Regions from separate parts of the Mus musculus genome. Here region 2 is linked to region 1. A link is a loop called in an ENCODE intact Hi-C map of the cell type or tissue named here. Cell type or tissue: heart. All regions are shown on one strand. Links, peaks and the distances in the headings refer to the core of each region. The heading gives the core; the rest is flanking DNA. Region 1 has its middle 37 kb from the start of Gm33970. Region 2 holds the start of Gm39666 (a long non-coding RNA gene).

Region 1 (16,170 bases), core at 2,771-10,770:
AGATCCATGTGGCATTGAAGGGCCACCTACATACCTAGCTTTGGCCCATCCATCCTCAATGCAGCACTCTTAACATTTAGAGTTAGGTAATCCTTTGGTGTGGGGCTGACCTGTGCACTGTAGTGGGTGCGTAGCACTCTGGTCTCTGTCTAGTAGATGTCAATTGTATCACCCAAGCGATGTCAACCACAAATGTCTCAAGACATTTCTAAACACTCCTTGAGGTGGGGGAGGCAAATCTTCCCAGTCAGGGACCACTGAACTGTGTTTTGTTTTGTGTTCTATGAAGCATCTTTGTTCTTTTAATAAATCGCCTTTCCTCTTAAGTTATTTCGATTTAGCTCTTATGGCTTGCAACCCTGGGAGGCCTCCAAGTTATCCTAACATCTGTGGAGATTTTAAATATGTTGCCACCTGGTGCTAAGCATGTTCAGGCACCAGTTAGTTTAATACTCTCAATAATTCTGTAGGCGGATATAGGATTTTCCTCTTCTCTTTGCAGGATAGAAATGGATGGTCCAAGAGGAGATGCACTCCCAGTCATGGAGCAGAAGCAGGTGTTTTGTGACTACTGCCATAAGACAGCACCGATGTCACTGTCACACTCTCTCCTTAGCCTCTTTAGCATGATTATGTTGAACTCTGTAGGCTTGACATTTTTCCCCGTAGGTCAAAAAGGTCAAATACATGTCATTTCATTTGCTGCAAATGAAAGTCTTCTGAGCTTTTGCCCACAGCAGTTCTTTGTAAAAAAACAGTCCTTCCCATTTCTCCTAACCTTAGCCCTGGACAATGGCTATATAGATTTCATTTGTGTGTGACTGCTTTTCAGTTGGCCTTAGTGTGCATAATTAGTCTATTATATCTGACTTTCCTATTTCTTTCTCCTTCTGCTCTGGTGAATTCTGTGAAACTAGATGTTCCTTGATGTAATGATTCTTAAACAATTAAAAATTGGGGCATAGGGCACAGCACAGCTTAGTCCTCGTCCATGTGCATGCTGTGTGCTCTCATCTGGGAAACAATGCGATAAATGCACAATGGTACCTCCAGATTAATGCTTGACTTGCAAAGAAAGTTTGAAGATATTATTAGAAAATGAAACAGAGCCAACATTGGGACCCTGACAAAGAAAAAAAGAAAAACTACTAAAGTTATGAAGTAAGTTTTGCACAACATTTGAAAGTGGTTCCTAGATAAGCAAGTATAGAATACATAAAATTGTATATTAGTAAAATTAAGTCAAAATGCTGGGACTCTTAGGAGAGTCATTGTGTGCAATGTACAGAGCAGAAAGCTAGCGGAACCGCTGAGTTAAGGGTTAACTTGATTCTGGCTATTGCCTGGCTATTGCTTTGCCCATGTCATTTAGCATTAGAGCTTCACAGGAAAATGCAAGTAGCTGACCTTGCAGTTCTGAGCTATGAAGTATAATAAGTCAAAAATTAGAGTTTAAATAATGATAAATTTGTAATTATTATTATGTTGACCATAGGCCTAGGAATAGGGGAAGTTTGAAACTTTGGGGAACAATTGTAATTCTTAATTCTTTGTGGGATGTGGTTATTCTCCTGAATTTGATTTGGCTATGATTATACAATGTCTTTTTTGCTATCTGCTTTTTGGAGTATCAGTAAAAGACTGGGGCAAGAAAAAAGCAAGAGAGCAAGTGGAAAGAGAGTGAGGTATGCATGAGGTGTGCGTAAGGTGAGTGGAGAGAATGTGTGTGAGAGAGAGAATGTGAAGAGTGAGTGAAGAGAGAATGTGAGGTGTGTGTGGAAAGAGTGTGGAGTGAGTAGAGAGAGTGTGAGGAGAGTGTATGTGTGAGTCAAAGGAGAGTGCATATGGTGTGTGTGAGGTATGTGTGTGAGTGAAAGGGGAATGCACAGAGGTGAGTAGGCATGTGGGAGTTCAAGAAAAGAAAAGTGCACAGGAGAAAAGCAGAGTGCACAGAAGAATGCAGAATGTGTTCAGCATCAAGCTGAGAGGGTGGGAGGAAGAGGAAGGGGGGAGAGAGAGGGAGAGGGGGAGGGGGATGGAGGGGGAGGGAGAGGGAGCAGAGAGAGCAACTTTAAGCCTTGAAAATTGCCTGTCAGCTTGTACCCGGAAGTTGTCTGTGTCTGTTTATCACGTGCCTTCCAGATATCCCTGCTTCCAGTTGAGAGCTCCAATCCTGTGTTGAGGCTGGACCCGGAAAAAGACCCTGAAGAGGATATCAGCAGAGTTGGGGGTTTCGAAGGCTTGTCTCCTTGACTTGAAGATGGTGGTCACCCTGCATCTTCCCATCTTTCCACTCTGCTCATCTGTCTCAGCATCTCCTCTCCTACTAAAGGCACCATCCATATGGCAGAAGAACCCACCTGCTCTCACGACCTCATTTAAACTCCTTCATCTCTTTCTAGATCTCCTCTCCAAATATGATTGCATTCTGAGGTCCCTACATTAGGATTTGGGGTGGACACAACACAGTCTATAAGAATCGAGCCCACTCTCCAGGAAGTAGTAACCAGTGCCTGCTGTCATTGGACCCATTTGTCCCAACTGTGGTTGCCTTATTGGATCTTTAGACCATTGGTTTTACATGAAATGCTCATGTCTCATTCTTTTATGAAGTCCCTGCACTCACAGAAAGTGCTTCCTCCCCAATACCCAGCACAATGGTGAGCAAAAGTCCCCCAAGTATAAAGTTACCGCCACTTGAATATCGATATTGAGTTAAACAGCAGTATTGATTTAAAACATCCCAAGAATTCCCCCCAATCTTTACGTTTCCATGGCTTCCTGCTCTTAACAACCAATTTTTATGCAGTCAAAACACTCTGATGTCTCTTGAAAAACCTTTATTATTACCTTAATGTTCTTCTTGATGAGCAAGCATCCTTGCTATCAAGAACGGAGCTTTGCAAACACTCAAAACTGATTTGCCCTGCTGGAGGTTCTCGAGATTTTTCAGCTCAAACTGTTGATTATGTAAACAGGGTCTTCAGGATGGAGGGGAAAGACAGTAAAAGATCAAAATCAAAACAGAATATGTAGGAGCTGGAGAACTCCAGCCCACAGGCACGCTAAAAATAGCCAGTCAGCAGGACCCCTTCCCCCCTCTGCCCAGCAGAGAGGCCAACTTATATCCCTGCTGGAATTATGGGTTTATGGAATTGATGTAAATGTATTTGTTCTGGGGCGATGTTTGCAGGCCCACATTGGCTGTGGGTTTTGCCGGGCTGCATTTCTGTACATAGGAAGATTTAGAGACCTATGGGCAGAGCAGTCGCTTGCTTCTCCCGGTGTGTATAGAAATTTCCCATTTATAGCATTTTTATGTGACAGAAGAATGCTGCAAGCAGCTCCCACATCACTTCCCTGAAGAATGGCCTCAGTGTGTGGTGTTCAGAACCACAGTTGGGTGTTGTTTATACACCTTTGTCCATTGGTTTTTGTCAGTTTCTCTTCCTTCTGTGCTGTTTTGACGAACCTGTGGCCTGTAGGTGCTGTGCCACAGCCAGCATCTCAGTGTCAAGATGCAGCCACAAGAGTTGGGAAGGCAGTGTCTAGGTGGAGTTGGAAGGACGATGCTGTTAAAATTGGAGTCTGGGGCCAGATACCTGGGGTCCCACTAGACTCCCACACATTCCAGCTCTGTGGGTTTTGGTAATTTTCTGGGGAGAATTTTTCTTTTAATTTTATTTTTGAGAGGATTGCTAGGCATCTCAGACTGGCATCAAATTTGTAATCCTCCTGTCTCTGTCTCCTGAGTACAGTGATTACAGATGCTGTACCACATGCCTGGCCTGCTTCAGTCAACTTTGCTTGTGCCACATTTTTAGTTTGTTTTAACCTGAGGAATAATTTTACTCACTAGTGTGTTGTGCTAATGAACTCATAGGCATCAGATTAGTTATAATCTTACCCTAGGAGCTAAGAAATAATTAGTGGCTATTGCTAATGCTAATCCTATCTTAGACTGGGCTTTCCCAAGTCTTCCTGTGACATTAATGTTTCCCTATTTGCCCATCACAAACTAGCACATTTGACAAATCAAATTAAAAGGCTAAGTTAGAGTTTACAGTAGCCGATATGGATCCCCTCCTATGGAGTAGGCCTTCATCATGGTCCCTACGGATGAGCAAAGTGTCAGAATAAGTGATAGTTGAGGGCTCAGCCGAAATAGCATGTCTATACCATCTCCTTTAGGGTTTATAGAGCATTGTGGAAGGAAGGGTAGAAAGCATTTAAGAGCGAGAAGATAAGGAGAAGGACTGCAAGATGCCATCTCGTGGGCAAGACATACCAGTTGCCACCATGAACTAAGGAGATAGGAGGGATTGGGGAGCACTACCCCTCACTGCTAAACTATTTGCTATGATACGTTCTGGGAATGGCTGAGTCGTTGCCTCCAGATGTCTCCCATTAGTAACATCACCATGCTCTGGTGACTAGCTCCAAAATGATGTCCCTGGTCCCTGAATTCACAACTCTGGGAAAGGGACTGGTGGACCATGGGGTGAAGAAGAGGGAGAAGGAGAAGAGAGTCATCAAATTGCATTATACATACATTTGAATTTGTTGAAGAACACACTTTAAAAGAAAAAAAAAGCTAACTTAGAACTGCCTGCTACTTTCAGAGATTAGAAACCTTTCTCCCAGAGTGGGGAAGTGGTACACTACTCTGTGAAAGGGGCGGGGTTTGGGCTTTGTGATGGGATTCCAGTGAGGACATACAGCCCACGCCGAGAACCAGACAGAGAGCAGCGGGAGCGTAGGGTAGATGCTGTGTGTCTTAGTTTGAGGTGCTGTCGTACAATGACACAGATTGGGTAGCTACATAATAGCTGTTTACTTCTATCATCCTGGAGGTTGAGGAGTCCAGGTCAAAGTGCTGCCATATTCAGTATCTAGTTATACTCTATACAGACAAAGTTCTAAGGTACGATATGCTAGGGAAATAACCTAGGATCCTCGAGGACCCAGACGTACAGAAACAAGCCCTAGATTCATAGGTGTACTCATGGTGGGAGCAGTCGTGATAGATTGGAAGCTGCAGTTGTCTGTAACTGGTTTTGAGAGAAGAAGCTGTTCTTTATATCCATAGCATGCAGCACAGGGCCTGGTGCACAGCAATTAAAATTTATACTCTGTTGATCACAGTTCCTGAAGCTGATGCAAGATTTATACACGCGAAGCTTCACAGAAGACGAGATGCCGGTGTTAGTTTATGCCTGGGCAGGCTGGCGGATGCAGCGTGTGCACAAGTGCAGAGGCGGCACGGGTTGGTGGGGAGTGTGCTGTCATTTGAATATGAAATGTCCCTCATAGGCCAATGTGTTTGAACAATCCGTCCCCAGCTGGTGGCACTATTTTGGAAAGACTGGGAAACTTGTAGGAAGTAGAGCCTAGTAGGAAGTGGGTCGCTGGAGGAGGGCCTTGAGGTTTTGTTCCACTTAGCCCCATTGGTGTCCGCTCTCTGCTTCCTGGCTGCAAGTTCAGGGCGGCACAGTCTCCCACTGTGGTGGGTTGTATCCTATCTTAACACGTAAGCCGAAACAAATCCTCCCTCACTACAGCGGCTTCCTGGACGAGATTTTTGTCATGTGATGAGAAAGAACTGTGCCTGGTGCACCTTGGGGACTGAGAAATGACACCAAGTCCGCGGAGCAAGTTCCCGACAAGGTGTGTTTAAAGCCTCTTCTAAAAGCATCGATGTCTCGAACACAGTCTTTTCCAGGGAATAAGATTTTTCTCAGCAAATGTCTTCACAAGAAGGAAGGAATCCTGGCTCTGAACAGCTGGAAGCAGGCTGCGGCTCCGTAAAATTTTAGTTCTTTTGAATTTTACTCAGTGACTTACTCTCCCAGGCCTCTCTGAAAGAGAACCAATTCATCCAGGATCTAAGAAGCAGAGAAGTGCACAGCTTCCCTGTGTTTTTATCTTGTTGATGGTGTCAAAAAAAAGCTCTTCCCGGTGCTTAGGAGGAGGTGCCCAAGAAGAGAATGGCTCTGTTCTCTGCGGAAAGTGCCCCACCTAGTCCAGCATGCTCTCTCAGACAGAACAAGCCCATAGGTCCTAAGGCCAGAAGCGGGGAACAGACTAGAAGATCTAAAAGGGAACCGGTGGGATCCATGAAATTAATATTTATTGGACACCGACTTTGGGCCCGGCGTATAAGGAAGGACAATGGAGATCCGTGAGGCTCAGTTCTGTTCTGAAGAAATCGCCGTTATTCATGGGAGGGCAACAAAGGAGCTGGACAGAACTGGAGGAGGTTATCGTGAAGAACTTGGAGGATGCTGCACTCCTGGTAAAGGTCCTTGGGAGCACTGCGGGGAGCCACACACTAGGAGGAGCCACACACCAGGGGGAGCTGCACACAGGAGCTGGCAGTCCGACTAAGTCTTGACGCCCCACAGATATGAAACCAACATAGAAGTTTACAGTCGAGAGCTAAATTACGTCTTAGCAGGTTTGTAGCCCCTGGGTAGGACAGTAATCTGATAAAATGCTAGGGATTCATCATTTTAAATAGATTTCTGTGTATTTACTGTGCTCTCCTGCTTTATTTTCTCCATACATGATTTTGTTGTTGTTGTTGTACAAAATTGCTTTTTGGTAGTCAGCAGGGTTTGTTTTTTTTTTTTTTTTTTCCAGCAAAGGGGAGGGGAGGTTGTCTGATTGGTAAGGAATATGAAGAAATGCTTTTTTTACTCATGGAAGCCAGGAACTCTGACCTTGTTCTCTGTTTAGTCTGAGAGATGATTTGCCAGTTTAGTAGAAAAGAAATAGGTGCAGCTTCTTCTAGGAGAGCCCCAGAAAGAACAAACAGAAGTGCTTGAACTTGCAGCCAGGCTCAAAGGGTTCCGGAGAAATCCTTTTAGCTCAGTGGCTGGCCTTTATATCTGTGTCATTATACAAAGGAAGAAGAAGAAGAAGCAGAGAGTGAACAATTTGACAGGTATGGGGTGGATGGGTGAACAGTGGCTAGATCTGACTGGATGGATTCTGACTCTGCTGTTCACCAAGTTTGTGACTCTGGGCAGTCTATTCAACTCTTTTCATTGCCCCGTCCTCTGTTTAACGATGATAGTGATAAAAACTACATGCTAGCCTTGCAAGACTTCAGAGACAACACACCAAAAGCAAATATATTACAGCCAGAAAGATACTAAAGATACAATCAGGACTGATCACTATCATCCATCCATTCAGCTCCCCACCTGCTCCTTTTTATTGGCCACAAATTGTGTCTTCCTGAGTAAGGGAAGACCACAGAGGGAAAAGAACATAGAGACGTTATAGGATCACTCCCCAGCCCCTTGACCTCAGTCACTGGTGTATGAATGGACATGTGCTTCAGACGCAGGTGGTCCAGAGACATTGAGTTTTATCGCTTGAGTTGATCTCTCTACTATAATGTTGCATTATAACTACTCTGGGGTGGTCATGATCATGTTCTCGCCAAGTGCAACAGGCCAGACTGTGGTTGCAGAGGGTAAAACCTTATAAAACACAGAATAAGAATAATGTGTGCTAGTGCCAGACTCTAAGTCCCTCAGCAAGCCATAAGTCCTTATTTATTTGCATTTGGGGTTACGATCCTATTACACTAGCAATATACCTTTTTCCTGAAGCTAGTATCAGACCAGTGATTTCTGCTCGGTTAAAAGGGCAGAGAGGGACTCAAGGAGAGATCAGACAGGTGAACCCATGTAAAGAAGAAACGAAGCAATGTTGTGTGAAGTGTGGCAGAGACCTGGTGGTTTATAATAGTGGTGACCATCTTCATCAAGGGTTCAGGGGCTGTGGGGGTGAGATTTCCAAGGTTCTCGATCTCATTTTAATTCTAGGTTTGTAATTTCTACTTCAAGAAGCTTTTTGCTGTTGCCATGTGGTCTGTGGACTGCTTATAACTGCAGGTTATGATCATGATGAAGTTTTCTTAATGAATTAAATATAGAATAGTTGTTTCCCGACTGCTCTATTTTGGTACCCATTAAATATTGAGTTATTTACTTTATACTGTAAGTCACATATGCTCTGCAGAAGTAAAGCAAAGTAGGAAATACTGGAAACTGTTAATTTTCAGAATTCTGTAACCAAAACACGTGAAAAACAATTTATTTTATATTTTATATGGACTTATTTCATTTTAATGTGTTTGAGTGCTTTGTGTGTATGTGCATATATCTCTGAGCCGTGAGTATACCTCATGCCTGAAGATGTCATGGCATCCGCTAAAGCTGAGGCGGTGCATGGTTGGGAGCCACCACATGAGTACTAGAGATTTAATCTGGGCCCTTAGCATGAGCAACGAGTGTACTTAATTGCTGAGCCATCTCTCCATTCACTTGAAAGAATACTTTCATGGAAGAAAATCTTATCTGAGCCTGTAGTGATCATTCTATGATTGGTTGGCTCCCTGCACTTGGGCAGAACACCACAGTGTTAAGAGGGTGTGGTGAGGGCTGCTCTTCACTTCCTGGGGGGCAGGAAATAGAGAAAGGGAGAGAGATGAAGGCCAAGGCATGACAACACTCCACAAAACATGTTCCCAATGACCTGGTTCCTCTATTGGTTCCCCTCCTACCATTTACCACCTTCCCATAATGCTATCATACTATAACCATCAAGGGACTGATCCACGGATTATGGCAGAGCTAATAATCTCTGTAGCTGCCTTCACAGACAGACCTGGGGGTGCTTTGATCTCCTCTGTGATTCTTCCTTCCTTCCTTCCTTCCTTCCTTTCTTTCTTTCTTTTTGTTTTTTTGTTTGTTTTTTGTTTGTTTGTTTTTTGTTTTCTTTTTCTTTTTTTTTTATAATTTATTTATTTATTTATTTTTGTTTTTTTGTTTTTTTGTTTTTTCCATTTTTTATTAGGTATTTAACTCATTTACATTTCCAATGCTATACCAAAAGTCCCCCATATCCACCCACCCCCACTCCCCTGCCCACCCACTCCCCCTTTTTGGCCCTGGTGTTCCCCTGTAATGGGGCATATAAAGTTTGCAAGTCCAATGGGCCTCTCTTTCCAGTGATGGCCGACTAGGCCATCTTTTGATATATATGCAGCTAGAGTCAAGAGCTCCGGGGTACGGGTTAGTTCATAATGTTGTTCCACCTATAGGGTTGCAGATCCCTTTAGCTCCTTGGCTACTTTCTCTAGCTCCTCCATTGAGAGCCCTATGATCCATCCATTAGCTGACTGTGAGCATCCACTTCTGTGTTTGCTAGGCCCCGGCATAGTCTCACAAGAGACAGCTACATCTGGGTCCTTTCAATAAAATCTTGCTAGTGTATGCAATGGTGTCAGCGTTTGGATGCTGATTATGGGGTGGATCCCTGGATATGGCAGTCTCTACATGGTCCATCCTTTCATCTCAGCTCCAAACTTTGGCTCTGTAACTCCTTCCATGGGTGTTTTGTTCCCAAATCTAAGGAGGGGCATAGTGTCCACACTTCAGTCTTCATTCTTCTTGAGTTTCATGTGTTTAACAAATTATATCTTATATCTTGGGTATCCTAGGTTTGGGGCTAATATCCACTTATCAGTGAATACATATTGTGTGAGTTTCTTTGTGAATGTGTTACCTCACTCAGGATGATGCCCTCCAGGTCCATCCATTTGGCTAGGAACTTCATAAATTCATTCTTTTTAATAGCTGAGTAGTACTCCATTGTGTAGATGTACCACATTTTCTGTACCCATTCCTCTGTTGAGGGGCATCTAGGTTCTTTCCAGCTTCTGGCTATTATAAATAAGGCTGCTATGAACATAGTGGAGCATGTGTCCTTCTTACCTGTTGGGGCATCTTCTGGATATATGCCCAGGAGAGGTATTGCTGGATCCTCCGGTAGTACTATGTCCAGTTTTCTGAGGAACCGCCAGACTGATTTCCAGAGTGGTTGTACAAGCCTGCACTCCCACCAACAATGGAGGAGTGTTCCTCTTTCTCCACATCCACTACAGCATCAGCTGTCACCTGAATTTTTGATCTTAGCCATTCTGACTGGTGTGAGGTGGAATCTCAGGGTTGTTTTGATTTGCATTTCCCTGATGATTAAGGATGTTGAACATTTTTTCAAGTGCTTCTCTGCCATTCGGTATTCCTCAGGTGAGAATTCTTTGTTCAGTTCTGAGCCCCATTTTTTAATGGGGTTATTTGATTTTCTGAAGTCCACCTTCTTGAGTTCTTTATATATGTTGGATATTAGTCCCCTATCTGATTTAGGATAGGTAAAGATCCTTTCCCAATCTGTTGGTGGTCTTTTTGTCTTATTGACGGTGTCTTTTGCCTTGCAGAAACTTTGGAGTTTCATTAGGTCCCATTTGTCAATTCTCGATCTTACAGCACAAGCCATTGCTGTTCTGTTCAGGAATTTTTCCCCTGTGCCCATATCTTCAAGGCTTTTCCCCACTTTCTCCTCTATAAGTTTCAGTGTCTCTGGTTTTATGTGAAGTTCCTTGATCCACTTAGATTTGACCTTAGTACAAGGAGATAAGTATGGATCGATTCGCATTCTTCTACACGATAACAACCAGTTGTGCCAGCACCAATTGTTGAAAATGCTGTCTTTCTTCCACTGGATGGTTTTAGCTCCCTTGTCGAAGATCAAGTAACCATAGGTGTGTGGGTTCATTTCTGGGTCTTTAATTCTATTCCATTGGTCTACTTGTCTGTCTCTATACCAGTACCATGCAGTTTTTATCACAATTGCTCTGTAGTAAAGCTTTAGGTCTGGCATGGTGATTCCGCCAGAAGTTCTTTTATCCTTGAGAAGACTTTTTGCTATCCTAGGTTTTTTGTTATTCCAGACAAATTTGCAAATTGCTCCTTCCAATTCGTTGAAGAATTGAGTTGGAATTTTGATGGGGATTGCATTGAATCTGTAGATTGCTTTTGGCAAGATAGCCATTTTTACAATGTTGATCCTGCCAATCCATGAGCATGGGAGATCTTTCCATCTTCTGAGATCTTCCTTAATTTCTTTCTTCAGAGATTTGAAGTTTTTATCATACAGATCTTTCACTTCCTTAGTTAGAGTCACGCCAAGATATTTTATATTATTTGTGACTATTGAGAAGGGTGTTGTTTCCCTAATTTCTTTCTCAGCCTGTTTATTCTTTGTATAGAGAAAGGCCATTGACTTGTTTGAGTTTATTTTATATCCAGCTACTTCACCGAAGCTGTTTATCAGGTTTAGGAGTTCTCTGGTAGAATTTTTAGGGTCACTTATATATACTATCATATCATCTGCAAAAAGTGATATTTTGACTTCCTCTTTTCCAATTTGTATCCCCTTGATCTCCTTTTGTTGTCAAATTGCTCTGGCTAATACTTCAAGTACTATGTTGAAAAGGTAGGGAGAAAGTGGGCAGCCTTGTCTAGTCCCTGATTTTAGTGGGATTGCTTCCAGCTTCTCTCCATTTACTTTGATGTTCGCTACTGGTTTGCTGTAGATTGCTTTTATCATGTTTAGGTATGGGCCTTGAATTCCTGATCTTTCCAAAACTTTTATCATGAATGGGTGTTGGATCTTGTCAAATGCTTTTTCTGCATCTAACGAGATGATCATGTGGTTTTTGTCTTTGAGTTTGTTTATATAATGGATTACATTGATGGATTTTCGTATATTAAACCATCCCTGCATCCCTGGAATAAAACCTACTTGGTCAGGATGGATGTTTGCTTTAATGTGTTCTTGGATTCGGTTAGCGAGAATTTTATTGAGGATTTTTGCATCGATATTCATAAGAGAAATTGGTCTGAAGTTCTCTATCTTTGTTGGATCTTTCTGTGGTTTAGGTATCAGAGTAATAGTGGCTTCATAAAATGAGTTGGGTAGAGTACCTTCTACTTCTATTTTGTGAAATAGTTTGTGCAGAATTGGAATTAGATCTTCTTTGAAGGTCTGATAGAACTCTGCACTAAACCCATCTGGTCCTGGGCTTTTTTTTGGTTGGGAGACTATTAATAACTGCTTCTATTTCTTTAGGTGATATGGGACTGTTTAGATGGTCAACTTGATCCTGATTCAACTTTGGTACCTGGTATCTGTCCAGAAATTTGTCCATTTCATCCAGGTTTTCCAGTTTTGTTGAGTATAGCCTTTTGTAGAAGGATCTGATGGTGTTTTGGATTTCTTCAGGATCTGTTGTTATGTCTCCCTTTTCATTTCTGATTTTGTTAATTAGGATTTTGTCCCTGTGCCCTTTAGTGAGTCTAGCTAAGGGTTTATCTATCTTGTTGATTTTCTCAAAGAACCAACTCCTCGTTTGGTTAATTCTTTGAATAGTTCTTCTTGTTTCCACTTGGTTGATTTCACCCCTGAGTTTGATTATTTCCTGCCGTCTACTCCTCTTGGGTGAATTTGCTTCCTTTTTTTCTAGGGCTTTTAGATGTGTTGTCAAGCTGCTAGTATGTGCTGTCTCCCGTTTCTTCTTGGAGGCACTCAGAGCTATGAGTTTCCCTCTTAGAAATGCTTTCATTGTGTCCCATAGGTTTGGGTGCGTTGTGGCTTCATTTTCATTAAACTCTAAAAAGTCTTTAATTTCTTTCTTTATTCCTTCCTTGACCAAGGTATCATTGAGAAGAGTGTTATTCAGTTTCCACGTGAATGTTGGCTTTCCATTATTTATGTTGTTATTGAAGATCAGTCTTAGGCCATGGTGGTCTGATAGGATACATGGGACAATTTCAATATTTTTGTATCTATTGAGGCCTGTTTTGTGACCAATTATATGGTCAATTTTGGAGAAGGTCCCGTGAGGTGCTGAGAAGAAGGTATATCCTTTTGTTTTAGGATAAAATGTTCTGTAGAAATCTGTCAGGTCCATTTGTTTCATAACTTCTGTTAGTTTCACTGTGTCCCTGTTTAGTTTCTGTTTCCACGATCTGTCCTTTGAAGAAAGTGGTGTGTTGAAGTCTCCCACTATTATTGTGTGAGGTGCAATGTATGCTTTGAGCTTTACTAAAGTGTCTCTAATGAATGTGGCTGCCCTTGCATTTGGTGCGTAGATATTCAGAATTGAGAGTTCCTCTTGGAGGATTTTACCTTTGATGAGTATGAAGTGTCCCTCCTTGTCTTTTTTGATAACTTTGGGTTGGAAGTCGATTTTATCCGATATTAAAATGGCTACTCCAGCTTGTTTCTTCAATCCATTTGCTTGGAAAATTGTTTTCCAGCCTTTCACTCTGAGGTAGTGTCTGTCTTTTTCCCTGAGATGGGTTTCCTGTAAGCAGCAGAATGTTGGGTCCTGTTTGTGTAGCCAGTCTGTTAGTCTATGTCTTTTTATTGGGGAATTGAGTCCATTGATATTAAGAGATATTAAGGAAAAGTAATTGTTGCTTCCTTTTATTTTTGTTGTTAGAGTTGGCATTCTGTTCTTGTGGCTGTCTTCTTTTTGGTTTGTTGAATGATTACTTTCTTAGTTGTTCTAGGGCGTGATTTCCGTCCTTGTATTGCTTCTTTTCTGTTATTATCCTTTGAAGGGCTGGATTCGTGGAAAGATATTGTGTGAATTTGGTTTTGTCGTGGAATACTTTGGTTTCTCCATCTATGGTAATTGAGAGTTTGGCCGGGTATAGTAGCCTGGGCTGGCATTTGTGTTCTCTTAGTGTCTGTATAACATCTGTCCAGGCTCTTCTGGCTTTCATAGTCTCTGGTGAAAAGTCTGGTGTAATTCTGATAGGCCTTCCTTTATATGTTACTTGACCTTTCTCCCTTACTGCTTTTAATATTCTATCTTTATTTAGTGCATTTGTTGTTCTGATTATTATGTGTCGGGAGGAATTTCTTTTCTGGTCCAGTCTATTTGGAGTTCTGTAGGCTTCTTGTATGATCATGGGCATCTCTTTTTTTATGTTTGGGAAGTTTTCTTCTATTATTTTGTTGAAGATATTAGCTGGCCCTTTAAGTTGAAAATCTTCATTCTCATCAATTCCTATTATCCGTAGGTTTGGTCTTCTCATTGTGTCCTGGATTACCTGGATGTTTTGAGTTAGGATCCTTTTGCATTTTGTATTTTCTTTGACTGTTGTGTCGATGTTCTCTATGGAATCTTCTGTACCTGAGATTCTCTCTTCCATTTCTTGTATTCTGTTGCTGATGCTCGCATCTATGGTTCCAGATCTCTTTCCTAGGGTTTCTATCTCCAGCGTTGCCTCGCTTTGGGTTTTCTTTATTGTGTCTACTTCCCCTTTTAGTTCTAGTATGGTTTTGTTCATTTCCATCACCTGTTTGGATGTGTTTTCCTGTTTTTCTTTAATGATTTCTACTTGTTTGGCTGTGTTTTCCTGCTTTTCTTTAAGGGCCTGTAACTCTTTAGCAGTGCTCTCCTGTAATTCTTTAAGTGACTTATGAAAGTCCTTCTTGATGTCCTCCATCATCATCATGAGAAATGTTTTTAAATCTGGGTCTAGATTTTCGGTTGTGTTGGGGTGCCCAGGACTAGGTGGGGTGGGAGTGCTGCGTTCTGATGATGGTGAGTGGTCTTGATTTCTGTTAGTAGGATTCTTACGTTTGCCTTTCGCCATCTGGTAATCTCTGAAGCTAGCTGTTTTAGTTGTCACTGTTAAGAGCTTGTTCTTCAGGTGACTCTGTTAGCCTCTATGAGCAGACCTGGAGGGTAGCACTCTCCTTAGTTTCAGTGGGCAGAGTATTCTCTACAGGCAAGCTCTCTTCTTGCAAGGCAGGTACCCAGATATCTGGTGTTCGAACCAGACTCCTGGCAGAAGTTGTGTTCCACTCACTAGAGGTCTTAGGATCACGTGTGGAATCCTGTGTGGGCCCTTGCGGGTGTCAGGCGACTCAGCTGGTAAGGTAGCCCGGGGCTCGAGTGGAGTGGAAGGGGTTTGTGCCCCAGATCAAGCCCGGGTAGCCTGCTTCCCTATGTACTGCAGTCTCAAGTTCCGCACGATTGGATTGGGGCAGGCGCTGTGTTCCACTCACCAGAGGTCTCAGGGTCCCGTGGGGAGTCCCGTGTGGGCCCTTGCGGGTGTTGGGCAAGACTCTGCTGGCAAGGTAGCCCGGGGCTCGAGTCTCGAGTCGAGCGGAAGGGACTTGTGCCCCAGATCAGGCCCGGGTAGCCTGCTTCCCTATGTACTGCAGTCTCAAGTTCTGCGCGATTGGATTGGGGCAGGCGCTGTGTTCCACTCACCAGAGGTCTTAGGATCCCGTGGGGAGTCCCGTGTGGGCCCTTGCGGGTGTTGGGCAAGACTCTGCTGGCATGGAAGCCCGGGGCTCGAGTCGAGCGGAAGGCTTGTTTTGTTTTTCGAGACAGGGTTTCTCTGTGTAGCCCTGGCTGTCCTAGAACTCACTTTGTAGACCAGGCTGGCCTTGAACTCTGAAATCTGCCTGCCTCTGCCTCCTGAGTGCTGGGATTAAAGGCGTGTGCCACCATGCCTGGCTTCCTCTGTAATTCTTAACGTAGCTGTGTTGCCAATGAAGAGTAACCATCACAGAAGACCTATGTCTTTATTAGACTTTCTTTTGGAACTTGTCAGAATGTGATAGAGCCAGAGCCCATTATTAATTTAAACTAGTAAAGGTACTTATAAGGCTGAGTTTTAAAATAAGGGATTTAGCTTTTCTTCTTTGCACAGCACTACCTTAGGTGCAGAACCTTCTGGCCATCTTAAGGACACATGACGTCAAACCACAAGAGGCCTAATTAACAGCAAGTTACCATTTCATGAAATGCTCAAAGGGAATGTAGTCATAACGGAAGAATGAGACATCAGAGACAAAACCACTGGCTTCAGGGAGCAGAGCACAGGAGGAGAGCTAGGAAGACAATCTCTTAGGTACATCTGCCCACCAAGTCAGGCAAGATGAATTTGAAATTATTGTGGCCATTCACTAACACCATCATTTTAAATTCTGAATGGGAATGGCATGGGTGACTATTTAAAAACACAATTTTAAGATTAAAAAGCAGCTATTAGTGTAATGTCATTAGAATTTTGAAGGAAGCAAAGAAAAAGGAGGCGGGGGAGGAGGAGATCTATTTATGTGTTGGCATCCTCTCGGAAGCTAAATTGTTTCAGAGCTAAAATTAATGACTTGGAGGTTAAAATTATTAGTTTCATACACGGAGAGAAGTCGCCATGGAGAAGTGCCTTAAATCTCGTTGATGACTAATTTTCCAGTTATAAAAGCGAAAATAAGGGCCAAGTT
Region 2 (16,170 bases), core at 5,070-13,069, 210 kb before region 1:
TATTGCACAATTATTGTGGTTTAATAAGCAAGACTCAGAATCATGTCTTAATTTACATTCCCTTGCCCAATAGACAGGTGGGTATTTTAAGATTAATGAGTTAAAATTGGAAAAAACTATAGAAAACAAATTTAGATTTATGATTTTAAACTTAGATCTATTTTTCTTCTCTCTTTTAACTTTAAAGGATTTTATTGTGGCATTATTTTTCTCTAGGAAAAGACATTTAATTTTCTCTAGGAAAAGGCATTTAATTCTTGGAATTGTGTGTCTGTACAGTGTACCTGCACACACCAGGCCATTGTGTCAATTACCACTACCACTGAATTAGAACAGCCTCAACCCTCGCCTGTGGTTATGAAATTTTGACACACTCATAAGACTGATATTAACTTATGTAACTGGAAATTCAAGTGGACATTTCTGAGCTTTAAATAAATATATATAAACTAAACATAATTACTTTCAGTTTGTGGCCTGAATCTATATAGTTATAATTTGTTCATACTCAGGTAGAAAGCATAATGTCACTGTTAGAGCAGAAAGAGAGAACTTAAATACTAGCAGAGCAGCCTAATGTGATGTGAACAATCTGTTTAATATGGCAGTTAAGCCAAAGGGAAACCCCCACATCTTATATATAGACAGTAATGACGGACTGCCAGTGGTTATCTGTATTACCTTTTGTATTTAGACTGTTAGAATCCGACAATAAAAGAAACAAACTTCATTTCATTCCGTTATGTAGTAAAGTTAGAGCACACCTTACGTGGTACCATGCCCTCCTCCTTACTCTCTTACTGTCTGCCTCCTCAGCTCAGAGAAGCCAAACTGGGATTACCATGCGGAGGTACAAGCCTTTGGATCTCGCTTACAAGAAACCTTTTCGTTGGACCTTCTCAAAACTGCATTTATCAATAGCTGCTACATCAAAAGCGAAGAGGCGAAACGTCAGAGCCTTGGCATAGAGAAAGAAGCTGCTCTTCTGAATCTTAAGGACAATCAGGAACTGTTCGAACAAGGGCTGTCTTTTTCACATCGGTGCCTCACACAGTTTCTCGAAGACGAATTCCCAGACTTGCCCGCCGAAGGCACTGAGAGTCTAGTTAGCTTTCTCACTGGTGAGGCAGTTGTCTGTCACGTGGCCAGGAACTTGGCTGTGGAGCAGTTGACCCTCAGTGCAGAATTTCCTGTCCCCCTGCCTGTCTTACGTCAGACTTTCTTCGCGGTCATTGGAGCCCTGCTGCAGAGCAGTGGCCCTGAAAGGGCTGCACTGTTCATCAGGGTGGGTAATGGTTAGATGCACTTGTTCAGACAGTCTTCATGTGGGCAGAGGGGGACGTTTCTTTTTCTCATGCATTCCTTTGCTAGATCTTGGTACAACTGACTGTTCCTACCCCCAAAACTTAGAAAAACCCAAACTATTTTTATGTTAACTTTGTGGTGGTTATTTCAGTTTTCTTTTGCCAATACCCTGGAAAGCAAATAATAAATGCTGGGTTGTGAGTGCTGGAGGTTTACGTTATTCTTAGCTTTTTAAAATTTTTTGTTTTGGTTTGATTAATTTTTAAGGAAAAAAATGTTTATTTTAGCTCAGAGCTTAAAGATTTATTTATTTACTTATTTATTTAACGTACATGAGTACCCTGTAGCTGTACTGATGGTTGTGGGCCATCACGTTGGTTGCTGGGAATTTGAATTCAGAACCTCTGCTCGCTCCAGTCGGCCTTGCTCAGGCCGGGCTAAAGATTTATTTATTATTTCTAAGTATACTGTAGCTGTCTTCAGACACAGCAGTAGAGGGCGTGAGCCACCATGTAGTTGCTGGGATTTGAACTCAGGACCTTCAGAAGAGCAGTCAGTGCTCTTAAACTGCCGAGCCATCTCTCCAGCCCTAGCTCAGGCTTTAAAAAGATGCAGTCTGCCATGGAGGGAAGGTGTGTCCTTGTGGGTATGTCCTTAGTAAGTAGACAGACACATGCTTCTACTTTGAATATCAATGATTTGAGTATTGAATTCTGAGGCAGGAGTCAGTCTTCTGAATAATTTTCATAGGTTATGTTGCTTGACATCATTTTCTTTAGGTTTGAAATTGAAACATTTAAAGTTCTATGATTTTTATTAAAAGTACAAACAACAACAGCCTATGAGGACATCCAGGTATAACTCTGGTAGAGTGTGCTGTCCTTGCACGTGTGAGCCCATGAGGGAGAAGCTCAAGCTGGAATTCCAAAGCCAGAAACCGAACATACTCTATAATCTCAACGTTTGCAAGCAACACTTTAGTGCGAAAAGTTTCAGATTCCGAGCATTTTGGATTTTCAGGCTGTATGTGCTTAATATGTACATTTGCCATTCATTGCCTATCAGTTCTTATGGTAAAAATGGATTTTGAATTCTGGCCATAATATTCTTTGTTCTAATTTAAATGTTATTTTATGCACAGGACTTTTTAATTACACAAATGACGGGGAAAGAGCTCTTTGAGATGTGGACCGTCGTAAATCCCATGGGACTACTCGTAGAGGAGCTGAAGAAGAGAAACATCTCAGCTCCTGAGTCTCGACTCACCAGGCAGTCTGGAAGCACAACTGCTCTGCCTTTATATTTTGTTGGCTTATACTGGTTAGTAAAAATTCATTGTTCACTTTTTAACTTTGATTGGAAGCCTAGAAGATAGACTTCCAGTTTTTAAGTGTTACTTCTAACAGTATTAAAATTGTATCTCTGAGCTGGGTGGGGGGCGGGGGGAGGTACATGTCTTTAATCTTAGGCTAGTGTTCAGGAGGTGGAGGCAAGCAGATCTCTGTGAGTTTGAGGCCAGACTGTCTATAGAGAGGCCTCCCAGAACTACACCGTGAGACCCTAGTGGGGCAGGGTGGATAGGGTCATTATCTGGTTTTTGTTATTGGTGATGGTGGTGGGTTTTTTGGTTTTCTCTTTCTGCTGTTAATAGAAGACAAGTTATCTGTGTTTTGCTAGTAGTAACTTTTGAAAATTTTATGTGTGTGAGTGTTGGCCTGCATGTATGTCTGCATCACATACATGTGGAGGCCAGAAGAAGGTGTCGGTTCTGGAACTAGAGTTACAGATGTTTATTAGCTGTTAGGTTCATCCGGGAAATCCGACCTGGGTTCCTTACAAGCACAGCCAGTGCTCTGAGCAGTGAGCCTTCTCTCCAGCTCCTGCTAAGTCACTTTTGGACAGCTGTTTGCTATAGAGTTTTATGGGATATAAGCTCACCTTATATTTTCTATATATATAAAAAAAATACATCTGTTCTTGGCAGCAGCTTCAACCGAGCCTCAGAGTGGAAGACAGGAGCTTTGCTGTCTACCAAAGTGTCAGCACATTTAGAGCCTTGTAGTTTTGTTAGAGATAAACCTGTCTGAAATGGATTTCAGGTTTTAAGATTAAAGTGGGGTAGAGGTGTAGCTCAGTGGTGGAATGCTTTCCTGAGACAGAGAGACAGAGAGGGAGGGAGAGACAGAGAGACAGAGAGGGAGGGAGAGACAGAGAGACAGGGAGAGAGAGAGAGAAAGAGAGAGAGAGAGAGAAAGAAATCAATTAAAGCAGTAGATGTGGACATTGAGTATCTTGGATAAGTAGATTAAATTTTGTGCAAATATTTTTCCAATCTTTGTGTGAAGATTTTCTAATCTGAGGGACTTGCCATGTAGACCTAACTGTTTCAAACTCAGAGATCTGCCTGTATCTGCCTCCCAAATGCTGGCATCAAAGGAGTGTGCCACACTACCCAGCTCTAATCCTTGTGAACTTCTGATCCTTGTGCCACCTTATGCTTTGCCTTGGAGAAACTGGGCCTCGTAGGTTGTTGTATTTGGATGGGATGGGATGGAAGGCATAACTGTCTCATGTGCTGTCTTCCCGGCGTTCAGATCCCTGTCTGTTTTCTTCCTAGTGACAGAAAGCTGATTGCAGAGGGACCTGGGGAAACTGTACTCGTTGCAGAGGAAGAAGCTGCGCGCGTGGCCCTCAGGAAGCTGTACGGATTCACAGAGAACAGGCGGCCCTGGGACTACTCCAAGCCCAAAGAGAGCCCAAAGAGAGCAGAGCAAACCAGCGTTGCCAGCTAGGCAGCAAGGGGTGACATCATCACTACTGAGCAAAGCAGTGAGACAGGGCCAGAGGGGAAGAGCGCAGAATATGGGAGCAGTGTCTCAGTGCTCTTCCTGGGCCCTAGAACTAGACAAGTGCTTTTCAGGTGACATCAGGTGACAGGGATTTGTTTCACTTTTTTTTTCTGTTTCTCTTACACACTGGTTTATTACTGTGTATAATTTGTACAGCTAGATGTATTTTATTCCCTCCAGCTTTGAAGTGTAGTCAAATACATGCCATATGTGAAGTTCGTTGTAATATGAATAAAAAGCTATTCTTTGAGATGTCTTTCCTTTCTTTATTGGTGCAAGAGAGGCTGGAGAGGTGGCTGTGGCTGGGAGTGCTACAGGTCTGAGGGCAAAGGTACAGGGCAAGGGTAGGCCAGGTCTACCTGAAGGGACAGGACAGCTAAGCAAGTGCAGGTGGCAGTTCAGGCTACATCATTATCAGATATTCAGCTGAGCCCCAGCGACAGTTGGGAGTCCTCTGCCTATATTTGGTAATTAGATGCTAGGTATGGGGACCACTGTAGCAAAAAGTGTCTGCCTCTTCCTACTGTCCAGGTGAGGTCTTTTGGGCTTGAAGTTGATTTGGGCCACTTTGAGCCCCAGAAGAGTAATAGGCCGAGATCAGGGTTTTTGTTCACCCACTCCAATTCTCGCCTAGGCACCGTGGGCTGGCTGCCTCTATAAAAGGCTGTAAATCCTGCTGGCTGGCCATTTTTCTCTGGTGTGTGGACCAGTAGTCCAGGGTGATGTCTGCACTGGCTGTCCCCAGGTTCTCAGTGTTTTGTTCAGTACTGAAGTAAAAGCCAGCCCTGATTGCAAAGTTGCAAGGGAATTTTACGTAAAACGGTAGAAAAGATCAAACGAGCCCGCAGGGAGCAGCAGACCACACGAAGGAAGACACTCAGTCGTCACGATTATTGTGGTTTTCCACTAAGGGGTCAAGAAAAGGAGTAGCTGAGTTCCTAAAAAGTGTGCGTGGGTGCATTGTACAAAGAGGGGTGTAGGGGTTAGTACATCTAGGTAACGGAGCTAGACTAGACTACCAAGTGTATTATGAGGAGAGGAGCTGCTCATAACCCACCCACGTAGCGTCCCAGATTGGCTCTCCTGCCTCTAGAGTGTTCAGGAGGTCCTCAGGTCTGGTATCCCAATATGTCCCTAGTGTCTTAATTCACTCCCAATAGATTACATACTGGTGACTTCTCTGTTTGCAGGAATAAGCTGTCTTACTCTGTGTGCATGGTAGTGCCAGACAGATAGATGGTGCCATTTATGTTCACACAGGTGTACAGTTATACTCCATCCTCAAAATGCAGTCGAAATCTGTACAGTACAGATTTCCCCTGCAGGACACGGAGAGGGGGCTCTGCATTTATGTGTGATTACTATTGTACAGGACCCATTTTGGTTCCCAGCATTCATGAAGTGACTCACGACCCTCTGTAATTCCAATTCCAGGGTGTCTGACACCCTCTTCTGGCCTCCTTGAGTACTACATGCATGTGCCCATGGAAGGCATCTTTTAAAATAATGGAGTCTCTCAGGACTGGATACAGTCTTTGAAACTTTTACCCAAAATAGGCTTATTACAGAAGGACACAGCCTGCTCTCATCAGGACCCCTGCTTCTTCACCAGCTTCCAGGCCCACCTGTATCTAACAATGCACATTCGTGTGGGAAAGACTGATAGGTAAAAAGGAGGGAAGGAAATACTAGTAAGCTTTCAAGTGCTTTATGAAAGGGAGGAAGTTCTGGTGCATGCATAGGGCCCACAGAGGGAAACCCATTTCCACCTGATAAAAGCCCAGCTGTTTTAATAGCTTTAAAACCTTTTCTTGCTTTTTTCCCTCTGTCCTGTTATTTGATTTCTGGATAAAAAAATAGAATCCGAGTCATCTCTGGCACTGGGTGGAGACATGACTCTCTGCACTGCCCTAAGTGTCCGAAAGTTACTTTCTAGTAGAGAACTCTCAAAGGACAGAGACAACATTCCCTCCCACCCCCAACACACAGCAAGAGTTAATTCAAAAGGGTCAGTTGATCATATAAACCGGAAAACATGCCTCAGGAAAACTCTTCCAGACACTAGAAGATACAGTATATAGCCTCTTAAGCTATATAGTGTCACATAGTGTCATTGTAATGGTCTCATTAGCCAGTCACCTGTGAGAGTTTTCCTCAGTAGCCACTCTCATTATTCTGTAATAATCCCTGTCTGTCTTCTACATGAAGCCCTGTATTTCTTCTAAGTTCATTTGACAGAGATCACAAGGGTAGGGGATGATTGCAGGCCAGAGCGAGATTGCTATAACATTGAGTTTGTTTTGTATTGTTTCTGGTCTCTATAGGTCTGCCCCACTTTGAAAACAAGAGCCGGAGTCCCCAGGCCTGTGACAAAAGTCTTCCCAGCATTCATTCTGAAGCTAGAAAGAAACGCCTTTGAGATGAGAGACAGTATGGTTTAATGCTGCGGTCTGAGCAGGGAAGGCCTCCAACAGTGGGGTGGAGAAGGCAGCTAGCTGCCCCAGCAACCCCAGCCTCTGCTCAGTCACATCTCAACCCACCTGAGAAACAAAACCCTCTTGCTGAGTCTGGCCAGAGAGGTAGAACCTGTGTCTTGTGTAACAGACACATTATCAAAGCTAACAGAGACTGTTTCCAGAGGGCATGTGAGAAGAATCTAGTTGTCTAAAGCAGTAGGTTTAGTAAAATGTTGATTTTTAATTTGTTGAATCCCGTTAGTAGTTAAGGCTGGCCTGGAACTCATCTTCCTGGTTCACTGTTTCTGTTTTTCTTTAATTTTATTTTTTTTGTTTCGTTTTGTTTTGCTTTAACTTCAGTTTCAGTTAATCGCAAGAATAACAGACCATACCCAGCAGTGCCAGTGTCGTTAGCTTGACATCTCCATGAGTAAGCTTCACAAAAGTATCTCGGAAACACCATGGAGTCAGTTACATCCATGTAACACAAGACAACAAGCATGGTGAACAACCCCCCCCCCCTCCCCGCCCCAGCATGTGCAAAATGCCACAGCCCACCTAGAATCTGTTGCAGGTTTCTTTAAGTAAGCGTTCTTCTTAGTCTTTGGCGATTTCGCTGGCAAACTCAGTGAAACCTGAGTTCTGGTCTAGGACAGTTTGCAAAACTTTAACCTACGTGGCTGACGGAGAATTCAATCCCCGGTAGCGTCTGGTGACCTCGCTGAATTCCTACCCACACCTATCTTGCCTATCTTTGGGTACAGGACCTCCGTTCACTTAGGTGGAATGATTACCTGTCTCTAATTTCATTATGATCCCATCTGTATGCTCCCGGTGCCATGCCTTCTGGTGACATGACAAGTGATGATGACTACAGAGATGACTAGAAAGTATAACAAACGGTGGGCAGGTCTTCCTTCTCTTTGCCTCCCTCCCTGCTCTTCGCTGTATAACAGTGGTTCTTAATCTGTGGTTGGAGACCCTGTAGACAAAGTGCTATCTCCAAAAATATTTACATTATGATTTGTAACAGCATCCAAAGTACAGTTACAAAGTAGCAATGAGAATAATTGTATGGTTGGGGGAATCGCCACAACATGAGGATCTATAGTAAAGGGTCACAGCATTAGGAAGGTTTAAAACCACACTGCCCTCGAACCTCCCAGTCTGCTAGGGATGAAAAGTTGAATTCCTAGTCTACTTCCACTTGCTTGATATTGGCTGAACTCAGAGAGAGGCAAAAGGAAGCAGTTTGGGTGTAAAAACCGGCCTGTGACACTTCCCTTCAGCTTTCAAGCTGCTAAACCCTGTACATAGATGGATAGAGCCACACAGGGAACAAATGTAACTACAGTATATATAAAATAGCCTGCAAGCAAAAACAGCCACATTTTTCATAAGGAATATACTTTCAACACACTTCTAAGTAAACAGTCTTTGAACTCAAGTTGTTAGGCTATATTTATTTTAAGTCTTTTTTTTTTTAAACCACTGAAATGCAGCAATGGGTTGGAACATGCGGAAAAATCAGCATTTTCCATAGTTCCATATGAAATTGCTTAAAATGTTGGATCCATCTCTACACAACTTTTCATGATCCTAGAATAAACTTTATACATGGGTAAGAGGAACGTGCGGACTACAGGCTGTTGAGGAGAGCACTGGACTAAGTTCATCCAGTGCTTACCCAGAGTGCTGGCTCTTTGACCAATGCCTTATCCACATTGTCTAGGCAATCATAAGAATCGCAGGGAACAGGGTGGTGGTGGTATGTGCCTTTGAGGCAGAGGCAGGCAGACCTCACTGAGTTTGAGGCCACCTTGGTCTATGGAGCAAGTTTCAGGGCAGTGAGGGCTACACAGAGAAACCCTTTCTTAACTCCCTCTCCCCCCCAAAACCCCACAAGTGTAAGGGAATTAAGGGAATTATTGAGTTATAAAGACAGTGATTATTTGGCACTGGAGAAAGATAGTCATTTATTACACTTTATTATGTATTATTATATATCCCCTGCCTTTTCTCACTCTATTTTTCTTTTTTTGAGCCCGAAAGGTTCTACACCAAAAGTAGAAGCTCAAACCTCTAAGCGTACATAAGTTCTGTTACTTTGCATATTATGGATGCATATTTTACTATATGCATATAAAAAACGGAAAACATTATTCTCAACGTCTTAGGTAGTCACAAGAGAATGTATTTTATAGTTCTGGTTAAGAAAGGTACAAACAAGAGCTATTTTTATAGCTTCGAATACCCAAGATACAATTCACAGACCACATGAAGCTCAAGAAGAAGGAAGACCAAAGTGTGGGTACTTCAGTCCTTCTTAGAAAGGGGAACAAAATACTCACGGGAGCAAATATGGAGACAAAGTGTAGAGTAGAGACTGTAGGAAAGGCCACCCAGAGACTGTCCCACCTGGGGATTCATCCCATATACAGTCACCAAACCCAGACACTATTGTGGATGCCAAGAAATGCTCGCTGAAAGGAGCCTGATATGGCTGTCTCCTGAGAGGCCTTATAAATACAGAGGTGGATGCTTGCATCCAACCATTGGACTGAGCACAGGGTCCCCAAAGGAGGAGTTAAGAGAAAGGACTGAAGGAGCTGAAGGGGTTAGCAACCCCATAGGAAGAACAACAATATCAACCAACCAGACCCCATAGAGCTCCCAGGAACTAAGCCATCAACAAAGGAGTACACAAGGCTCCAGCTGCACATGTAGCAGAGGATGGCCTTGTTGGTCATCACTGGGAGGAGAGGCCCTTGGTCCTGTGAAGGCTCAATGTCCTAGTGTAGGGGAATGGAGAGCGGGGAGGCAGGAGTGGGTAGGTGGAGGAACACCCTCATAGAAGCAGGGGGAGGAGGGATGGGATAGAGGGTTTTCTGGAGGTGGGGGGAAACGGGATAACATTTGAAATGTAAATAAATATAAAAAAATCAAAATATCGAAAAAAGAAGAAAAGGGGGGGGGGTTATTTTTTCTTTTTTAGTTCTGGCCTGATCCTGACCACAAGATGGTGCTCCAGGCCTACAGCACAACTTAGGATGTCACAAACCTAGCGGGGACCACTGTCTTCCTCTTTGGAAAGAGAGGATGTGTGAGTACACAGCCTATGATTATGTCACATGGCTTTTCCAGGCCCCACACAGCTTTACTACTCTAGGGAAGTGTCTGCCTGAGCTAGCCCACTTCGGGCTTCCCCTCAGGATGCTCTCATTAGGAATCTGATGTGTGCATACTTCAACTTCATTGCTGATGCCGCGATGTGAGTGTTGGGCTCTTCATTCCCCCTTTCACTAGGGAAAGGGGAAACTGCACGGATGCTGAAAATAAAAAAACATTAAAGATTTTTTTTTTAATTTACTCTTCTACTGGAAAGTCCACTCAGACACATTGAGCTCTCTAGACCTGCATTCTGATGTCTGCTGTTTCCAGTCCCTTCCAGCTATCCTGTAAAGACTTACAACTCTTGTAGTTGAAGACCTGAGATCCATGGCTCTTGACATTGGGTATGGGACACACAAAGTCCATTGCTCTCAGCAGAACAGTGAGGATGGCTTGATTTATTCTCATCTTGCAAACTAAGAACACCCTCCTTCCCCTGTCCACACCAGAAGAAGATTCATGCCATCAAAAGCTTTAGGCCAGGAGTGGTCCTGTAAGTCTGTCATCACAGACAGCACCCAGGAGGTGTCGGATCTGAGTTCAAGGCTAGCTTCGGCAATACAAGTTGGAGGCCTGCCAACTCTGGAAGACGCCGATGTACTCACTCTCTATTTCTTACCCCTCTCCCCCAAAGTCGTTATCACAGATCACAAACTGATTTTGGTGAATCAAGTCCCAGCACTCAGATGAGAAATGCTGAGGCCAGAAGTTCACAAGTTCAAAGCCAGCCTGGGCTATACAGTAAGACCCTATTTCAAAAGAACAACAAAAAGTAAGTTAAACAACTCACAGCACAGGCACAAACTTCTGAAAAGGGAATGCTCAATTGGTGGAGATTGCATTTACCACTAACTCTTGTGTATTCAGCTGCCTGCCATTCACTAACAATACAAAACTAATGAGTTAAGAAGAATGTTGGGCTGGAGAGATGGCTCAGCGGTTAAGAGCACTGACTGCTCTTCCAGAGGTCCTGAGTTCAAATCCCAGCAACCACATGGTAGCTCACAATCATCTGTAGTGAGATATGATGCCCTCTTCTGGTGTGTCTGAAGACATCTACAGTGTACTTATATATAATAAAGAAATAAATCTCTAAAAGAAAAGAAAAGAAGAGAAAAATGTCCTTGGAGAAAAAAGTAATGGAGAAAACGAAAAACTATAGACCTAACTGTCCCTGGCATTGAGGAAAGACCTGCATGACTTGATTATTCATAGAGTAACTTTTTGCCAGAGTCATGGTATATTAAAGTTGCAAAATGTTCTAATAAGTTTGATTCATTCTCATTCTTTCTCTGCAGACAAGAGGAGGTCATCTGCAGAGGGAGAAAAGGTTACTTTAAAACCTGAGAGTAGCTTGCTGAAGATACATCACAAAGGCCTGGAGACATTCACAGTGACCTACAGCTGATGAGACAAAGGTGGGGAATGCTCAGCTGACCACACCAACACTGATGGACTGAGTACATAGAGATGCTTATGGGGAGCCTGATGGGTGGCCGTGGGGACTCAGTTCTTGGCTCTAAGACAGTTGTCGCATCCTGGAAGGGCTGTTCCTCAGCCTGTCACATTCTTAGCTTAGAGCTGGGCTCACTGACTCCAGCTGGAGGCTGGACTGCTAAAAGTTCACTTCTATTTTGCCACATGATATTCGGTTAATTAAGTGTTAATCAACAGTTTTGTGGGTATAATGGAGAAATGCGATTTCAATTTAGCAAGCTTTTCATTTAGATCACATCTGTATCTTTCCTCAAGACTCAAGAGAGAAGGGGAAAGTGGTTGGTTTGGCAAATGCTGGAGGGGATGTGGGTTGTTGGGACTGCAGATTGACCCAGTCACTCTGGAAATCAGTGTGGAGAATTCTCAAAATGTTAAAAATAAATCTGCCATCCGACCTAGTTATACCATTCCTGGGCATCTGTCCAAAGGCTCAACATCTTACTCCACAGATACTTGCTCAGCCATGTTCACCACTGCTCTGCTCACAGCAGCTATGAAGTGAAGTCCATGGCCTTCATGCAATGAATGGACAGTAAAGATGTGCTACATACACACTATGCCCTTTATGGATACCTCTCAGCTGGAAGAAGATGAGCTCATGGACAGGTAACTGCATATAAATGGGTGGAACTAGAAAATCATATTGAACGAGGAAGCCCAGACCCAGGGAGACACATACTGCATGTTCCCTGTCATCGGAGCCTCCCAGCTCAACTATTGAGGTGTGAATATAGAACCTGGAGTAACTGTACAAACCAGGAAAGTAAAATGGGGGAAGGGGGGACTGAGAACAGGAAAAATTGGGGTGGGGATAGTTAGGAAGAGGGGAGGGAGATAAATACAGAAGGGGAAGAGTAAAATAACCATAAGGATGTCTGAGAGTTATGAGGAATCAAAGTGTTATCTAGCAACCTAATACCTATAATACATGTGAGCTGCATATACATACATACATACATACATATATACGTAAATGTGCACTTTTATTTATTTTTGAGTCAGAGTTTCTCTATGTAGTTCTAGCTGTCCTGGAATTCTCTCTGCTGGCCTCAAACTCAGAGATTCACTTGCATCTGCCTGGCAAGTACTGGGATTAATGGTCTGTGCCACTTTACCCAGCCACCTATATAAATACAATGTTCTCACGCAGGCATACCTTGGCAGTAACCAACAGCTCTCTAATTGAAATTAAGACTCACTTAACAAGAGGGAAGCCGTGCCTGGTACTGGGAACCTAGCCAACTACCTAGGGGTAGTGAAGTTGTAGATCTTGAAAAACCTACTACTGCTACTTTAGTAAACCATCATGATCCCCAACTATACTCTAAATATTACCCCAATACCCACAGATAAGTGGAGACCTCACACCTCATCAAGGAAACATCTTTTTGCAGCAGGAGCCCACTACAGAAAACTACAACTAAAAATAAATAAGTAAATAAATAAATAAATAAATAAATAAATAAATAAATAAATAAATTGCAGAGCTGTGAAACCCAGTCCCAACTGATACATCTACAACACAAATCCTGCATCTAAGACTCCATGAAGACTGTGGAAGACAGGGCCAATTAAGAGCCAGAGGTACAAGAAGTTTGCTAAGATAGTGTGTCTCCTGGAGATGAGGATTAAACACCATAGCTGCCTAAACATGACCTGAACAAGGAAAGCACCAACAGACATGCTAATGTAGAAGGAGGAAAGCTAATAAGCTCTCAACCCCAGACAAAGAACTACAGGCAACTGAGGAAGCCTGAGAGAGGGAGAAAGTCTTCCCCAAGGAAGAGCACGTTATCCAATAGCAAACAGTGAGTCTCAAAAAATACATAAAAGAAACATTATATACACCAAACATGTTGTGCTTACATATGTAGGAACACACACACACACACACACACACACACACACACACACACACACACACACACACTAGCACTTAAAGAAAACTTAAAGAAGAAGAGACCACAAATCTGAAAGAGAGCAAGGAGGGAGAGTGGCACATGGGTGGACTTAAAGGGAGGAAAGGGAAGGAGCAAATGACATAATTATAACATCAAAAAAATTAAAAATCCTTTTAAGAGTGCAGTAGTTTGGGAGTCTTCAGGGAGGGCTTTGTTCGCTGGAGATGTAATTGTTGAGTGCCTGCCTAGTACACACAAAGCCCCAGGAGCACACGAACTAATCATGGTGACCCATGGTTGTAATCCCAGCACTTGTGAGGGAGAGGCAATAGGCTCAGACGGTCAAGGTTATCCTTAGCTACACAGAGCTTGAGATCCTGTGTGAAAAAGAACAGCAATGGCTACCCACTCTGTGGCACCTTCAAGTAGATTCTCAGTAGGCAGAGAACACATTTCAACATTCACAGGAAACTTAAGAACACGACTATCACCAGATCTCCTCTCTCCCACAGGTCACCACTGATGGGTCCTGGAAGGGAATGTTTGGTGCCCTGTTGACGCATGGAGCCACTGTAGTTCTTCAGACTCCTTCCATATGAAGCTCAGAAGTCACTCAGTTCTTCATTTTCAGAAAAAAACAAAACAAAAACAGCTACAATATCAAAAAGCCCAAAGTGACAGGCATAAGGGATACTCCTTGAATTCTATTGTAAAGTTCTGGATGATTGGAATTTTTTTCCAGGTCACCTGTCATTATTTACTTCATGGGACAAACACTTGATAGGCCAGTAAGACATCAGAGCATCTAGCATATCTGGGTCAGTGTCTGTTCTCATTTTCCGGTGTCCCAGGCAAAATTGAAAGTACCCATCTCATTAAGTGACAGAGAGTTATTTCACTGGTAGTTGGCTCCATTTTCCCCTAGGTCTACCATTTTGTTACTTTAAGAAAATTGCAGCTGGCTTCTTGCTCAGACTCAGTGTGGCATCTAATCTATGGTAAATCATTCGCTCAACCATGTCTACAGAGTAAAAGTAGTCTCTCGCAGGCCTGTAATTTTCCTAGCAGTCTCCGTATCTTAAATGGATCCCAGTTTCCCTCCAAGGAAAAGAGCTTTCAGAAAATTGATATTTTTGAAGACTAGGCCTGCAGACTCATTGGCTTAAATATGTCACAAGGGAAAAGGCTACACATTTAAAAAGATGAGAGTAACATTTCTCCTCTGGGTCCAGGGATTGTTAATAGATTTGATTCTAGAAGTCAGCTAGGAGCTCTGTGTGTGTGTGTTGTATAGAGGGACAGTAGAGCTGGAGGAGTTGGGAGACTAAAGAAGAGGACAGCCTGGTAGCCTGACAGCATGGCTTTCCAAGTCCTGAGCATCACTGCATTTTGAAACATTACCAGACACTTCAGAATTTAATATAACCAATGAAGTATGGCCAATGTACTCTTGGAGAGCAGCCCATCTCTATACAACACACTAAGACCATTCCAGCATCTCTATACAATATACTAGGCCCATTCCAGCATCCAGCCAATTCTGTTTTTTTTTTTTTTTTCCCTTCTTTTTTCTTTTGGAAGGAGCACTGGTAGAGTTTGGAGTCCAGGTACTGTTTGGCTCTGTAGACATTTGAACATCTTCTCTCTTGGCCTCATTTCGATTTTGTCCTGCTTCTGTATCTCATAAGTGCATTTGAAATGCAAGCAATTGCTATGCCAAGACTGTGTCTGCCCATCCCAAGTTTATTTGGGAAAAGGACCCCTCCTCAGCATTTGACACCTGGTAGACACTTGTGAAGTTTAAGTTTTAGGGGTCAACCTGCCTGGAAGAAAAAAATTATGCCCATGTACATGGTAAAGCATTGCTCCTGGGTTTGTCTGCGAAGGTGCTTCCAGAAGACTAGCATTTGGATCAGTGGACAAAGGAAGATCCACCTTCACCTGGGGATGGCATCATCCCATCCATCAAGAGAAAGCTAAGCTAGGACAGTACAGGGAAGGCAACATTTCCTCTCTTTTGGAGGTGGGACACTATTGCCCAAGCTTTTGTCCCCGCCGGCAAGAACACATTCAGGACAACCGGAATCTTCTGTGGCAAAGCTTTTATTCCTTACTTATCAGGAGGGAAGACCCCGAACCGGGAAAATGGCGCTGCTTATATAGCCCGCAGCGTGACGTTTCAGCACCTGATGTGGTGTGACAGCTCCTGATTCGTTGCTCGCCCATCACCCCATTACTACACAGCAAGATGGGCAGTGACTAGGCGTGAGTTCACTCTTGCACTTGTGCATAAGGCTTGTTTACTAGTTAGGCGCAGTGGAAGCCAGCGCCATCTTATAATGGTGATTGCTCACGGCATGCACGAGCAATCGCGGCACGGCTCTCCACAGGACACTCATCTCCTGACTGGACATCTGAGTCCCAGGTTCACAAGCCCTTGGCCTCTGATAAGAGTTATATCATAGTTTCTCCACCTTGGGCCTTAGGATTTGGACTGAGATGTGTTGCCATCTTCTTTGGTTCTCCAGCTTACAGATGGCGTACTGCTGGAGTCTTGGCCTCCATAATCATGGGAGACAGTTTCTGAAAACAAACCCCCTCTCCTGTGTCTCTCCCTGTAGCATACTAGTTCTTTACCCAGAAGGCTCCAGACAATACGCACATGAGCCAATACCACACAGAGGAAGACAGTACATACCTTCATTCCACTGCCACTGCAGCTACACTTTTAAGTAATTCACAAAGTATTAGTGACTTAGGGTGGAATAAATCCCATAAGGACTGGCTTTAGTAGGCATTACTAACAAGGAGCACATTTGGTAGAATGTATGAACTATTCAAAATAGGGTTTTGGCATTGACTTCTTTCTTCTGTGGCTGTAAATACACACAATTAAGTAGTTGCAAACAACATAGTTTACTATGTTTACTTGTAAACAACAAGTTCAAGCAGTGTTGAGTATGACTGACATTTTAATGTAGAATAAGGCGC

The links. Hi-C counts contacts between places; a loop is a spot of excess contacts. Peaks named below come from ENCODE experiments on the same cell type or tissue, not always from the same donor. Only the 100,000 strongest peaks of a DNase experiment are listed, where the experiment ranks them.
Region 2: a loop joins it to region 1, with 2.8 times the contacts of the local background. A loop is called at or near these places in 4 of 42 quality-filtered maps.

Annotation. Positions count from the first base shown.
Region 1 is chr1:79,992,938-80,009,107 of GRCm38, forward strand. No RefSeq gene overlaps it. Among named protein-coding and RNA genes, the nearest start is that of Gm33970, 37 kb to the right of the region's middle. In heart, for the core only: a CTCF peak has its summit at 6,336 (motif pointing right); a DNase peak (open chromatin) is centred at 6,324.
Region 2 is chr1:79,777,042-79,793,211 of GRCm38, forward strand. Gm39666 (a long non-coding RNA gene) reads left to right here and starts at 11,210. Exons shown (of 3, transcript XR_865569.3): 1 at 11,210-11,241; 2 at 11,728-11,884; 3 at 13,692-14,708. Mrpl44 (mitochondrial ribosomal protein L44) reads left to right here. Exons shown (of 4, transcript NM_001081210.1): 2 at 817-1,285; 3 at 2,447-2,625; 4 at 3,923-4,404. The coding sequence ends at 4,097. In heart, for the core only: CTCF peaks have their summits at 5,614 (motif pointing left) and 9,650 (motif pointing right); no DNase peak of the experiment used is centred there.